Regions from separate parts of the Homo sapiens genome. Here region 1 is linked to region 2. Evidence: chromatin contacts called from ENCODE Hi-C or POLR2A ChIA-PET data. All regions are on one chromosome and are shown on one strand. The core of a region is the stretch at or near the end of the contact, and the rest is flanking DNA. Distances in the headings are between cores, read along the strand shown. Region 1 overlaps CAVIN1 (caveolae associated protein 1). Region 2 overlaps STAT3 (signal transducer and activator of transcription 3).

Region 1 (4,782 bases), core at 1,057-3,556, 43 kb before region 2:
ACAAAAAAACTAAAAAACAAAAACCTCCTCTCACTAGGATTGCTTCCTTATGTTGTAGTTTGAGACCTTTCATGAGGCACTAGGAAGATGGCATTGGCTATAAGAAGTCTGCAGCTCTCTCCCCAGTCCCATTCACTTCCAAGTTCAGCTGGCAAAGACCTTTATCTAGGAAGCCACAGGCCAGGAAAACCAGCCAGCTCAGCCTTTAGGGGTGGGGTGGAGCAGGCAGCAGGGGTAGGGGAGAAGCGGGGGATGCTGGGGGTAGGGCAGAGAGACAAAGTGGATTTGTTTTCCAGCAGCTGGGGCTGTTTCCTGACTATTCCCTGCCTGTCACCCTTAATCCCTCCCTAGCCTATTCACATTGTCTGAGTTTAGTGAAAGGAGGGGCTCTCTCCACCCTTTGGTGGGGCGTGGGTGGGTTTTTAAGTCTGGGAGGTTATGAAGGAAAGATCAGAGCTGAATTTTTTTTAATATATATATATACTGGGGCTGCAGGTAAATTCTGGGTGGAGATGGATGAAGAGGGTTTAGATCCTACAATGATGTATAAGTCTTAAATGATATGCACTCCAGTAGCAGGCAGGGTAAGGGTGATTGTAGGAGCCCCAAAGTGAATGACTGGAAATCAGAGGGAATGCAAAGAGAAGTTGAGACTCTCCTACACTCAGAACAAGGAAAACACCCTTCAATGCCTCAGTGAATGATAAGAGGCAGAGGGATAAACAAAATGCCCTAGGATTGCCCATGATCTGCACTAAGCCGTCTATGGCAGGTAGAGACTACAAGTCCCAGCATGCCCTGTGCCCAGGTCACCTTGCCTGCTGGGAGGTGTAGTTGGGTAACAGAGAGCTGGAGGTGGCTTGGTGCCCAGCAGAGCTGATGCCCAGATGAGAGAAGAGGTGGAGCCAGCATTCCCTCTTTGTCCCTGCTAATGCTATTGACAAGAAGGGAAGGAAGTTGGGAGAGGGTGTTCCTAGTTTTCAGTGTAAACCAGGAAACTCTGGGGGGATGTTGATGGGAGGGAAGAGGAAAGAGGTTGGGGGCTGGGGAAGGAATTTCTGTAGCAGGTGGTGCAGAGATACCGAGCAGCCTATGTATAGGGGTGTGTGTGTGTGGTGTCAGTGAGAGGACTCAGTTTATGTTGCCTTAATTTCTTAGGGGACAGGATTTTTCTTATAATTCTGGGAAATGGTCTTCAGAAAACCCTTTAGAAAAGCGACTATCTCTCGTTCCTTCATTTGAAGTCACTAAAGGGAGTCTGGGCCAAAGAGATCCTATTGATGATCTTGGTCTGCCCTTTCCCTTTCTGTGCTCAGCCTCCCCTGCTCTCTGATGAGGGTGGAGGTGGGGGAGGGAGTGATCCAGAGATTCTGAAATGTTGGCCAGAGTCAAGATCTTGGAAAATCTTCCCGGAATGGAAAGCAGTTCTGGTGCTAAGTCCTCCAAGGAGAAGACAGAAAAGCAAAGAACTGGTTCTGAGCTCCAGGGTCATGGGGAATCTGAGACCACCCATCCTACTCCTAGACCCCTGAGCTCAGGCTTTGTGCTGGGGGCAGGGGGTAGGGAAAGCAAGAATTGAAAAGTAATCTCTCTTCTATCCCAAAGTAGGGAAGTCACAACCAGAAGAAATGTCCAGACTGGGGAGAAAACATGTCCGTGGCTCCCAGCCAGCTTCTTCCTCTTTCCAATATCAATTTCTAAATGTGGGGGAGGGGGAGAATGACCACTGGTGGAGCCAAACAGTATGAAGGAGTCAAAGAAGGTGGAGGTGGGGGAGGGTGGACCACAGTTCTCCATCTCTAAGGCTGGTTCTGAAATAGCTTGAGGCCAGGAGCAGTGGCTTATGCCTGTAATCCCAGCACTTTGGGAGGCCAAGGCGGGTGGATCATTTGAGGTCAGGGGTTCGAGACCAATCTGACCAACATGGTGAAACCCCGAGTCTACTAAAAATACAAAAAAATTAGCCAGGTGTGGTGGCGCATGCCTGCAGTCCCAGCTACTCAGGAGGCTGAGGCAGGAGAATTGCTTGAACCTGGGAGGCAGAGGTTGCAGTCAGCAGAGATCGTGTCACTGCACTGCAGCCTGGGCGACAAAGCGAGACTCCATCTCAAAAAAAAAAAAAAAAAGAAATAGCTTGAGTCTAGGAAATGCACTTCCTTTACTTTACCTGCTTGGGTGGGTAGGTGCAGCTGTGGGCTCAAACCCCTACCCGCTTTCAACTTAGACACTCCCACCACTTGCTTTTCGGCCTGGCTCGGGCAGTGTGCGATTTGCGGCACCAGAGGGCGCTCCGCCCATTTCCAAAGTGGAGCTGTGTCTCCCGAGGGCCGTAGTGGTTTAATATCATCTACGGGTGGAAAGGGATCAGGACAGGGTTGGACGACCACAGAGATTTTAGCCCAAGTGCAATTATTACGCAACCCCATCTCCGACCCGAAGTTTGGTCCCCTGCTCCCGCGGTCTGTTTAGTCACCATTCGTTCAACACACATGTTTTTTAGAGAATGGCGGCGCGAGGCCGGGCGCAGTGGCTCACGCCTGTAATCCCAGAACTTTGGGAGGCCGAGGCGGGCGGATCACCTGAGGTCGGGAGTTCGAGACCAGCCTGACCAATATGGAGAAACACCGTCTCTATTAAAGATACAAAATTTAGCCGGCGTGGTGGCGGGCGCCTGTAATCCCAGCTATTCGGGAGGCTGAGGCAGGAGAATTGCTTGAACCCGGGTGGCGGAGGTTGCGGTGAGCCAAGATCGCGCCCACTGCACTCCAGCCTCGGCAACAGATCGAGACTCCGTTTAAAAAAAAAAAAAAAAAAAAAAACAAGGAGAGAGAGAGAGAAAGAATGGCGACGCGGGGTTGGGGGGCCGGAGATGGGTGATATGTTGCCCAGGCTGGTCTCGAACTCCTGGACTCAAGCCATCCTCCTGCCTCGGTCTCCCACAGCGCTAATATTACAGGCGTGAGCCTACACACATTTATTGAGCGCCCGCCAGTTTCCTGGGGACCACGAGCGTCCCATGCTCCCCTCTCTCCAGGATCGTCACCACCCTGACTCAGGCTCGCCCACATCCGCCTCCTCCGACGCCTCTCATGTCCCTTCTCCTCTTCCCTTAGGATGAAGTGAAGCTGCCGGCCAAACTGAGCATCAGCAAATCGCTGAAAGAGTCGGAGGCGCTGCCAGAGAAGGAGGGCGAGGAGCTGGGCGAGGGCGAGCGGCCCGAGGAGGACGCAGCGGCGCTGGAGCTTTCGTCGGACGAGGCGGTGGAGGTTGAGGAGGTTATTGAGGAGTCCCGCGCAGAGCGTATCAAGCGCAGCGGCCTGCGGCGCGTGGACGACTTCAAGAAGGCCTTCTCCAAGGAGAAGATGGAGAAGACCAAGGTGCGTACCCGCGAGAACCTGGAGAAGACGCGCCTCAAGACCAAGGAAAACCTGGAGAAGACGCGGCACACCCTGGAGAAGCGCATGAACAAGCTGGGCACGCGCCTGGTGCCCGCCGAGCGGCGCGAGAAACTGAAGACGTCGCGGGACAAGTTGCGCAAATCCTTCACGCCCGACCACGTGGTGTACGCGCGCTCCAAGACCGCGGTCTACAAGGTGCCACCCTTCACCTTCCACGTCAAGAAGATCCGCGAGGGCCAGGTGGAAGTGCTCAAGGCCACCGAGATGGTGGAGGTGGGCGCCGACGACGACGAGGGCGGCGCGGAGCGCGGGGAGGCCGGCGACCTGCGGCGCGGGAGCAGCCCCGACGTGCACGCGCTGCTGGAGATCACCGAGGAGTCGGACGCCGTGCTGGTGGACAAGAGCGACAGCGACTGAGCCGCCCCCGCTGCCACCCACCCCATTCCTCGCTCCTTCCGAACTTCCTCTTTCGCATTCTCTCTCGGCTCGAGCTGGCTGAGATTTTTCTAAATTGAAAACACGCCCCCCTCCCCACACCTCCAGGAACTCCACTCCCAGTCTTAGAGCTGTTAGGACCCGATGGGGAGGCAGCCCCCGCAGTGGACAACCCCCGCTTGGACACAGTCCGAGTGGAATGGGAAGGGAATGGTCAATCCCTGTCCTGGTTGTCCAAGTCGGGATCTCAGAGGAAATTGCAGTGATTCCACGGTTAGGCCCCCCTGGGGGGGCTGCCTTCCCCTCAGCCTCTCCCCACACCACCCACCCAGCTGCTGTCATTCCGCTCACTGAGCTCTTCTTCATTCTCACCCTGATCCCTGGGGGACTCAAAGCCAAAACTGCCCAAAGAGGAAAGATTGAATCCTAAAGGGGATCCCTGCCCCCATGGGAGGCCCCCTACTAGAAGGACGTGAAAGCAGCTTTTGGGGGAAACTGAGGCAGTGGGGAAGACAGAGCAGAATGAGCCCTCACCCTGGCTGGGGGTCCAGCACAGGCTGTATCTGCAGAGGGTCCCAGAGGAACGCTGGAGCCAAGAGAAGCCCTGGGAAGGAGGGGTGGGGAACGACATGCATGTGAGGGATGGCACACTGATGTGTTTATGCACCTGTACACAGGAGCGCATGGCCATGGCTTTGGAAAGGAGAATGGAAAAATAGAAGAAGGTCGGCCGGGCTTGGTGGCTTATGCCTGTAACCCCAGCACTTTGGGAGGCCGAGGTGGGCGGATCACCTGAAGTCAGGAGTTCGGGACCAGCCTGGCAAACACCCCATCTCTACTAAGCGAAAACCCATCTCTACTAAAATTACAAAAATTAGCTGGGCATGGTTGCGCATGCCTGTAATCCCAGCTACTTTGGAGGCTGAGGTGGGGAGAATTGCTTGAACCT
Region 2 (4,776 bases), core at 314-2,813:
TGAAGGTGAATTCCTCAGCATTCACAGTTTATTAGAAAAATACTTTGCTTCTCTCCAAACTCGAAATTCAAGATAACCAAACCTATATATAGGCTGATCTTTCAGGATGCAGTTGTCATGTTGATGCCATGCTTTTCAGTATCGTGGCCATCATCTGTTCAGTAGGGGAGGTGTACTTCTGTAATGGGAGGTGGTGGTTATGTGTGTGTGCAAGTGTTTATTTGGTGTCTTAAGTTAGCCTGTGGGAAGTTCTAAATCAGGATGGTACGTGGTTGCCAGCAGAGAGCTGCTCCTCAAGTGAAGGAGGTAGAATCAAAGCCAATAGGAAAGAGCCTCAGATGCTTATATATGTACCGTGGGGATTCAGAGTGAAAGCAGTCATTGGACTAGGGGTGGGGTTAGGGAGAGCCTGTCTGACAGACACAAGAAAGGGATGGATAACGCCACCCAGAGAAAAAAGCATTTTAGGCAAGAACAAATATGAAAAAGGAACAAAGTCTGTGGGTGGGGGGCAAGGAGGAGATAAGTTGACTTGAAGGAAGACAACACTTATGAAAGTCACCTGGAGGCTGGGTGCCATGGCTCATGCCTATAATCGCAGCACTTTGGGAGGCCGAGGTAGGAGGACAACTTGAGCCCAGGAGTTCGAGACCATCCTGGGCAACATGGTGAGACTGAGTCTCTACCAAAAAAAAAAAAAAAAGAAAATTATCCAGACATGGTGGCATGTGCCTGTAATCCCAGTTACTCAGGAGGCTGAGGTGGGAGGGTTGCTTGAGCCCAGGAGGTTGAGGCTGCAGTGAGCTGTGATCGTATTATTGCACTCCAGCCTGGGTAACAGAGCAAGACCCTGTCTCAAAAAATGAAAGTCATCTGTAGGCTGGAGAGAGGAACTGGAAGGGGCTAAAGTTGGCTGAGTAGTTACAGAGCCTGAGATAAGGGTAAAGATTTTGCATTGGACAATGAGATGTTAGTGTGTGTTTTTGAGCTGGGGAGTGCTGTGATTTTACTCTTATTGAAGAATCACTGAAGGATTATTCTTGAATCAGTGATTCTTGATCATTCTTGAATTTTTCAAACAGCAAAACTGGAAGAGTTGGCCTATTCCTCAGAATATTTTCTAATTGGGCGCAGTGTCCTCACTTGGGAGAACCTGGCTACACACTTTAGTTGTAATTCACTCCAGTCGTTCATTCATTCAATACCTATTTTTTCAGCACCTATTATGAGCCAGACACTATGCTGGATGCCAGGGTTCAGGGTAGGACACGCTAGTGAGCAAAAGCCAAGACTCTTCTTGTCTTCATGGGGCTTTCAGTCCAGCATAGTGGTTATGAGTCCAAGTTAATGGAGTCACAGTACTTGGGTGCAAGTCATGGTGATGGTGATAGAAGGAAGGCATGTGTGAGGGCCAGTGGCAGGCAGGAGCCTGGTGTTTTTGAGGACCTGAAGAAGGAGCAGAGTGAGTGCCAGGAACTTAGCCACCAGCTGGTACCAGCCATACGAGAGGGGCAGAGCCAGCCAGGATGTCGGTCATGCTAGTAATGAGTACAAACACTTACATGCTGCACGCTATTGGGCTCCTGAGTGCTACGTGTTCATTAGCTCGATGAATTTGTACAGCAACCCTGTGAGGTAAGCACTGTTCTCTCCCCTTTCTATAGATGAGGAAATTAAGGCACAAAGAGGATAAATAACTGGCACCAGCTACACGCTAAGTGATCGAAGTGGTGGAACCAGGATTCAAATCCATGCTATTCTGCCTTAAGATAACAAATCTTGTTTTTTAGCCTAAGAACAGAGCAGTCATCAGGAGGGTTTTAAGTAGGGGTGTGGCAAGATCAAGTTTGTGTCTTGAAAAGGTCTCTCTACCCACAGTGTGGAAAATGGCCTGGAGGCAAGCACACAGATGTTGGGAGACAGTTAACAGCTCTTGCCATGGCCCCCTATGCATTTTGGCTCTGATGTTTCTGCCTGATTTTTCTCTTGCCTCTGCCTCTTTTCCTGAGGGGATGGCAGGTTTTACCATTCAGCTGGAGTACAAACCCTGAACCCTTTTTGGTTAAATATCTACTTGCTTTTCCTACAGTATTATTTTGAGTTGCTGTGGCTGTAATGTCTTGAGGGAATCGAGCTTGACAGTAATTTATAGAACAAACAGTTTTTAGAGACTGTGTGGCCCAATTGCCCTCTCAATGTTGGCACTCCTGCCATGACATTTACCATGCTGAGCATGTGACCGCCATCTGAATACCAAATGCCACAGGAACCTGGGAGGTTGTCACTTACTCCTCCCTTTCTCTGAGTCACCTTTGCCCTTCAGTCAGTCACCAAGTCCCATCACATGTAGCTCTGTAATGTCACAGAAGATGGATGTCTGCCTCAAAACACTTACAATGCTGCTACCTAAATTGGGCAGCCACGACCTCCCACCAGGATTATTGCAGCCTGAGGGATCTTTTTGAAATGTAAATCAAACTATCACTTGTCTGTTTAAAGCTTTTCAAAGACTTACCCCATTGCCCTTGGAAGAAAGTGCAGATATCTTGACAGGAGAGCCTTCTCCAGCCTCCTCTTCTGCCGTGGTCTCCTTGTACAGTCTCTACAGTGTACTGCTTCATTAGAACCCTGGAGATTATTATTTGCTAGTTCTGGGCTAAGAACTGGCACCTGGCTTTGTAGAGCTCCTCAGGAGATTCTGAGGCGTATTCAGAGTTGAGCCCTGATCTCTGCTCTGATTTCGAGGTTCTCGTTATATTTATTAATGATCACGAAAAAATTTATTATTATTCTTTGGCCTCACTTTAGCATCATCTGAGGAATTTTTTTTTTTTTTTGACAGAGTTTTGCTCTTGTTGCCCAGGCTGGAGTGCAATGGCGTGATCTCAGCTCACTGCAACCTCCGCCTCCCGGGTTCAAGAGATTCTCCTGCCTCAGCCTCCCAAGTAGCTGAAATTACAGGCATCCACCACCATGCCTGCTAATGTTTTTGTATTTTTTAGTAGAGGTGGGCTTTCACAGTGTTGGTCAGGCTGGTTTTGAACTCCTGACGTCAGCTGATCCACCCACCTAGGCCCCCCAGAGTGCTGGGATTACAGGTGTGAGCCACCGTGCCCAGCCGTAGCTTTCGAAATTTGAAACCTGGTCCCACTGTCAGAGGTTCCAATTTGGCACTGGTTTGGTTCCCAGGCATCTTTCTTGCTGTATATATTTTTTAGTGTCAGCCAGGGTGGAGACCTCTGTATTACTTCATGGGGAAGAATTTGGGAGAAGATGTTGTGAGGAGACAGGTTCTAGTCCTAGAGTGATTTATCCTTTCTCGTACAGATTTCCAGGTATTTGAGGGGCCACTCTTCTGTAATTCATGTTTTTCTCTCCTAACCTCACTCCTGTTGCCTGCATCTTCTTGCTGAGCAAAATATTCAAGGTCTTCAACTCCTCACACCCTGGTTGTCCCTCCCTGGATGTGTTTGGTTGTTTTAGTGTTCCATTTCAATTTTGATACACAGAATTAGAATAGCATCCAGATGTGGGTCTGTTACAGCTAGACTACTAGATCCTTCAAAATCCAAGTACTAGTATGTCTATTAAAATACCATAAGATCACATTGGCTAGTTACAATGGTTGGTTTGTGGGTTACTTAAAAATCAACTAAAATTCTTTTTTTTTTTTTGAGATGGAGTTTTGCTCTTGTTGCCTAGGCTGGAATGCAATGACACAATCTTGGCTCACTGCCACCTCTGCCTCCCAGGTTCAAGCAATTCCCCTGCCTTAGCCTCCTGAGTAGCTGGGATTACAGGCATGTGCCACCATGGCCAGCTAATTCTGTATTTTTAGTAGAGATGAGGTTTTTCCATGTTGGTCAGGCTGGTCTCGAACTCCCGACCTCAGGTGATCCACCTGCCTCAGCCTCCCAAAGTGCTGGGATTACAGGCGTGAGCCACTGAGCCTGGCCAAAATTCCCACTTTCTAATACTCCTGTAGTAGCTGGGTACGGTGGGTCACATCTGTAATCCCAGCACTTTTGGAGGCTGAGGCTGGAGGATCGCTTGAGCCTAGGAGTTCGAGACCAGCCTGGGCAAGATGGCCAGACGCCATCTCTAATTTAAAAAAAAGAAAAAACAAGACTCCTATAGTGGTGAAGAACAGACATTCCGAAAACAGACTGTGCGTTATGATTCCAGCTCCATGCCTTTACTACCTGTGTTGTGACTTTGGATAAATCACTTAAAAATCTTTTTTTTTTTTTTTTTTTTTTGAGACGGAGTCTTGCTCTGCCGCCCAGGCTGGAGTGCAGTGGCGCGATCTCGGCTCACTGCAAGCTCTGCCTCCCAGGTTCACACCATTCTCCTGCCTCAGCCTCCCAAGTAGCTGGGACTGCAGGTGCCCGCCACTACACCTGGCTAATTTTTTGTATTTTTAGTAGAGACGGGGTTTCACCGTGTTAGCCAGGATGGTCTCGATCTCCTGTCCTCGTGATCCACCCGCCTCAGCCTCTCAAAGTGTTGGGATTACAGGCGTGAGCCACCGCACCCGGCCAAATCACTTAAAATTCTGTGCCTCAGTTTCTCCTCTGTAAAGTGGGATAAAAATAGTACCTATCTGATAGGGTTGTTACAATTATGAAATGAGCAAATAAGTATGTCAAGTGTTTAAAACAGCGCCTGGCTTCTTGTAAAAAGTGCTATATAAATCATAGCTATAATCATTACTTATTTCGACTGCTCTTTAACCAAGGTTCTTATTTTTCATCTTTTTCTTTTGTTTTGAATATC

What was found. A loop is a pair of places that touch in the nucleus more often than their neighbours do. ChIA-PET counts read pairs that join two places held with the same protein, here RNA polymerase II (POLR2A). Pooled maps may share reads with other maps.
Region 1: a loop to region 2 is called in a map of CD14-positive monocyte, with 2.2 times the contacts of the local background. The contact joins two enhancer-like sites. A Hi-C loop is called at or near these places in 3 of 168 maps with a recorded cell type or tissue (CD14-positive monocyte, CD8-positive, alpha-beta T cell and HepG2) and 2 of 50 pooled maps. POLR2A ChIA-PET finds 5 or more read pairs at or near these places in 11 of 52 experiments (BJ, GM12878, HCT116 and 8 more).

The regions. Positions count from the first base shown.
Region 1 is chr17:42,403,720-42,408,501 of GRCh38, reverse strand. It overlaps CAVIN1 (caveolae associated protein 1), which reads left to right. Exons shown (of 2, transcript NM_012232.6): 2 at 3,114-4,782. The coding sequence ends at 3,815. Among named protein-coding and RNA genes, the nearest start is that of CAVIN1, 17 kb to the left of the region's middle. RefSeq lists an enhancer at 2,142-2,191. Within about 2 kb of position 2,306, at least 26 of the 41 ENCODE cell types and tissues checked have a DNase peak (open chromatin) inside an H3K27ac peak, as active enhancers do.
Region 2 is chr17:42,359,543-42,364,318 of GRCh38, reverse strand. All of the region lies in intron 1 of STAT3 (signal transducer and activator of transcription 3), which reads left to right. Among named protein-coding and RNA genes, the nearest start is that of STAT3, 27 kb to the left of the region's middle. Within about 2 kb of position 1,563, at least 7 of the 41 ENCODE cell types and tissues checked have a DNase peak (open chromatin) inside an H3K27ac peak, as active enhancers do.